2 separate regions of the Homo sapiens genome follow, and region 2 is linked to region 1. A link is an interaction called in ENCODE POLR2A ChIA-PET data of the cell type or tissue named here. Cell type or tissue: PC-9. All regions are shown on one strand.

Region 1 (2,500 bases):
GCTGATCCATAGACTGCACTCTGAATAAAAGGATTCAGAGTAAGTAGTTAATGAAAATCTTAGTTTTCAGAAAACACATGTAACTTTTGCTCACTCTACAAAACGCTTAACATTTAAATACAAAACTTGATCCCATTTCTCACTTGAAAGTAGGTACTAAACAGCTCCAGTCTGTAGATTCCTGAATAAATACAATTCCCTATGTAGAGTTTGACTATCTAGATTAAGTAGATCCCATTCATGTTTCTCACAGTAGAAATATATTTAAGTACATAATAAAGATGTAGTAAAAGGACCAAGTTCTGTGACATAAAGATGTCTTTATCGATCAGAGAACATGCAATGTCAAATAGTGATGCAGCCCAGGCCATCGGTAAGACTAATGTCTGAGCCTGGACTGTACAGCTTAAGCTATTTAGAGCACAGTCTATGGAATAAGACTAACCTGAGGTTTATAGCGCTCGCTCACTTACTAGCAAGTGAGCTTCAGCAAATTACTTATTGCATTTAGCCTCAGTTTTCTCTTTTTAAAGATGGGGATACTATTACCTACCCTTTAAGATTGACAAAATAATGATTAGCATACTGCCAGGCTCATAAGCAATCAATATACGTTGGCTACCATAATAAAATAACACATTTGAAATTTAATGTTTAATGTTAAATGAATTACTTCAAATATAATTTATAATTCTCCCTGATAAATCCTAAATAATAAACCATTTTAAAGCAAAAATACTTTAAAGGGCAATTAAGGTAAAAAGAGTTTTCACTTGAACTACTACTAAAGGATATTAGCTCACAATTAGAATTCAACACTTCTGTATCTAATTCTCACTACTCAGTTAAAACTTCGAAGTCATTTTTTAAAGTATTTCTTTGCTAAAGGAGTTCTGTAATAAACACAGGCTGCATTTACAATACTTTGCCCTGACAATCACAAATTCTGTGTATAAAACCTCCCCCCCAAGTTTCCTTAAACACGCTATATGTGAGAATCTCAATTCACTAAGACTAAAGGCAGAATTCGTATCTACATCTTCAAGTTACACTTCTTTTGACCGATTATTTCCTATTCTTGTATCTTAAGATGAATTACTTTAAATGAATTCAGTTGAAGCTAAATGATGGTATTTCATCAACTCTGTGAGGCACTCTTCCCCCACCACACTCTGACATCTCCGACACAGAAATTTTACAAAAAATGGCATCTTAGCATTGTGTCATATTTAGGGTTATCTTTCCTAGTGGTACTTAAAAGCCAATTCAAAGGCATCTTAGAATGAAAAAAACATAGAATACATTTTAGTGGCTCTAGAAATTATAGCTTATACTTCTTACACCTCTATTCCAAGAGCCTTAAAAGCTTTGCTTTATAATAGACACATTGCTTAATTTTTTTTAATTAATGTATTGATGAGGGTGAATGCTGCACCACTACACTTTTAAAAATTCTAGCACAAGCTTGTCCCACCCATGGCTTGAACACCGCATGAAGCCCAGGATGGCTTTGAATGTTGCCCAACACAAATTGGTAAACTTTCTTAAAACATTTTAAGATTTTTTTTGCATTTTTTTTTTTTTTTAGCTCATCAGCTATTATTAGAGTTACTGTATTTTATGTGTGGCCCAAGTCAATTCTTCTTCCAATGTGGTTCAGGGAAGCCAAAAAATTGGACATCCCTGTATCTAGCATGTCTATAAAATTATTTTAAGCAATTCACCTACCTGCAAGTAAAGGTGATCTCATTTCCATTACTCCTACTGAAGGGCCACTAATTGATCGAGGTTGTGGAGTCACCGGAGCTGGCAAATCCCCCATTAAAAATCCAGGTAAGAACTGGGCATTAACTCCTGGCTTTGGAGATGTGGGTGAACCCAGCATCATTGGTTCAGATCCTACATGAATCAAAAAATAAATTAAGGACTTTTCTGTTACAGTTTCTGTTACATGTTGATGACAAAAACATGCAAGAATCTAACATAATTTTGCAAATTTAATCAAAACTTTTAGATATAATAGAACCATAGTTGAATTTATTATTTTAAAAGCCAACAAAAAATATTTCTAGAAAAATGTAAAGTTATCTTGTATTCACTTTTTTTTTTTTTCTGAGTCCGAGTCTCACTCTGTCACCAGGCTGGAGTGCAGTGGCGCAATCTCAGCTCACTGCAACCTTCACCTCCTAGGCTCAAGCGATCCTCCCTCCTCAGCCTCTCAGTAGCTAAGTCTACAGGCCTGCACCACCACGCCCAGCTAATTTTTGTATTTTTTTGCAGAAATGGGGTTTCACCATGCTGCCCAGACTGCTCTGGAGCTCCTGAGCTCAGGTGATCCACCAGCCTTGGCCTCCCAAAGTGCTGAGATTAAAGGTGTGAAGCCAGTACACCTGGCAGCACAATATTTATCTGTGACAGCTATTTTTGTTTACATTATTTCAGGGGTTTAAAAATCACACTAATAACTTCTTTCCATTTCCGAATCAGTTTGGACTATGTA
Region 2 (2,500 bases), 110 kb after region 1:
AGCCTTGCTTTGATATATTTGGAAAGTAATTGAAATAGGTCAAATAGTGGCAGGGAATTGCATCAGCACTGGTGACCTACCTAAAGTGATTTAAATTTTTTGTTTTTTATTTTTGCCCAAAGAACATGAATACATGATAATGAATAGTCCAGAAGAATTTAGGATGAAAAGTGAATATCTCCTAGTTTACTTTTTCCCACCCTAGTCATATTCCTCAGAGGGAACTTCTATTTTTAGAATTTCTACAGGTTACTGCTAGAACTATAACAAATATGCTTATTCCCTTATAACTTCAGTTACCAACTTTAGACAGTGTCTCTCCTATGCAACAAAAGATGAGGATTTAGCTTGCTCAATTTACTTCCCCTTACTTCCCCTCTCAAGCCTTTTTCCCAGTGTTTTTTGTTAGTATTTTTGGATCATTGATTACTTCCTTTTTTAACTTTAATATAGTTTTTTTTTTTTATATCCTCACCCTTGGTTATTTATCCATTTGTCCTTTTCTTCTCATGTTGTCAAAATTGTTAATGCTTTTTTTTTTGGTTCTGTAATTATACAGTGTTCTGATACTATATTTATTATATGTTGGTTGAAAAAAATTAAATATTAATAAAGGCCTAAGTGCTTGGTTTGGATTTCTTTATTCCATTGTCACACTTTGGGCTGTAAGATGAATAATATATTTAGCCTTAAAGAGAAAAGGAATCTCTCTTCCTAAATTCTGTCATTTACTTAAAATTATTTTACAGTTTCATAGTTATACCATGACTTTCTGAAATTATAGTTATAAGCCTTTTTACTTTCTTTAAATTTATTTGGCCTTATAATCATGTCACCTTTTTATAATTTTTTTTTTTTCCTGGAGCCTACTTTCCTCTAACCTTCTGTCTTCTAACATCAATCTAGATAATTTGTAAAAGCCTGCTGTGTAGCTTTCATTATGGGTTATAGCTTTGTCTTCAGTGTGATGATTTTACCTGCGCTTTTCCACTGAATTTTCATGAGTTTGAGAATCCCCTAAAGTTGCATATAGAATTTGTGTGTGAATGAATTATTAAGCTTTTTTTCATATTCTCAAGGGTGGTTCTTATGATCCCAAAACACATCTATTTTAAAACATCTCCTTTCTTATCCTTTTTATATAATTACCTGTGGTTTCAGAATATTATTTTGTGCATCTTATGTGCTATATATTTTTGTCATACTAAACTATATTCATAACCTCTTCAACTCAAAGAGACTTTCTGCTTTCCTGGAAATGAGGCTGCCAATGAGCATTACACTGGGGTTCCATAGCATAGCCTTCAAGTATATACATTTCTGGCATCTGTAGTCATTTTTCCATACTCTTCAAATTTCCTGAAGTTATGTCTTGCCTGTAAGTGATAGTTTTTCAGCTTTCAAACAGTTGTTGGTCCATTTGGCTGCAGTGGTGATTTTGATGCCCTTCATAGTAGCAGAGGACATTATCACTACCTAATCACCTATTGACCTTTAACTTTGGTTTCCTTGGTCATTTCTTTGGGGCCTTTAGCCACTTTTAACCTTGTACCTTTTAAGTACCTTTAGCATGTTATCTTCTCATTGTTTCTTCATGGCAGGTTCAGTACTACCTTTTGTCAGATCTAAAGTTAATTGCCAAGATTGAAAATAACACAGTAAAAGCTACAATGGAATAAATAACACATGTTGCAGAGTACTTACTTTCTTTTATTCTTCGTAGTACTCATCTTGGCCAAGAATATTTTAAATAGGTACATTAATGGTCCCTGGCCAAGAGTATGCAGGCTAGTATACTATGTTAGTTCCCATTGTCTAGTGTAGGATAGAATGTAGAACCTAAGGAAAATATATTTGCTTGCTTTATTTTTTTAAAGGAGTGTTGTATTTGGGGAAAGTATGTTTATACTTTCATTGAACAAATGGCCATGTTTCTTTTGCCTCGACTTTTTTTTACTATCTGGAATAGTCTCTCTTTCCCATGTTCTTTCACTAGGCTAGCTTGTCTTTCAGGTCTGTGCTTAAATGCCACCATTCAGAGAAGCTTTCCCTGACCTTTCCAAATTAGTTTAAGTTCTGCATATGTATGTTTCCATCACATTCTCCACTGATTATTCATTTATTTATTTAAATCCTTTATTGAGCGCCTTCTATGAGCCAAGTTCTGTTCTGGAAGAGAGGATTCCAGCAGTGAACAAACAGAAGTCTCTGTTCTTACAGAGCTTATATTATGTTGAACAGAAATAAATAATGAACAAATAAGAATATAATACCAGGTAAAGAGTTCTAGGAAGAACAAAGCAGGGTAAAAGCATAAGACTAATGCCTGGCAGATGTAATTTACTTAGGGTGACCAGGAAAGGCCTTACTGAGAAGAAAGCATTAGGGCAGAGATTTGAAGATATGAGGGAGTGAGTTTAGCTAGGGGAGGAGCATTCTGTGCTGAAGGAACCGCAGCTCCAAAGGCTCAGGTGGGTGCATGCCTGGCATGTTCAGGAAC

Evidence for each region. ChIA-PET counts read pairs that join two places held together with the same protein. Peaks named below come from ENCODE experiments on the same cell type or tissue, not always from the same donor. Only the 100,000 strongest peaks of a DNase experiment are listed, where the experiment ranks them.
Region 2: POLR2A ChIA-PET joins it to region 1 with 11 read pairs; 4 of 35 experiments call an interaction of 5 or more read pairs at or near these places.

The regions. Positions count from the first base shown.
Region 1 is chr2:183,127,686-183,130,185 of GRCh38, reverse strand. NUP35 (nucleoporin 35) reads right to left here. Exons shown (of 9, transcript NM_138285.5): 2 at 1,729-1,899. Among named protein-coding and RNA genes, the nearest start is that of NUP35, 4.5 kb to the right of the region's middle. In PC-9, no CTCF peak of the experiment used is centred here; no DNase peak of the experiment used is centred here.
Region 2 is chr2:183,013,844-183,016,343 of GRCh38, reverse strand. The region is part of intron 2 of NCKAP1 (NCK associated protein 1); the gene reads left to right. Among named protein-coding and RNA genes, the nearest start is that of NCKAP1, 23 kb to the left of the region's middle. In PC-9, no CTCF peak of the experiment used is centred here; no DNase peak of the experiment used is centred here; H3K27ac peaks cover 545 bases.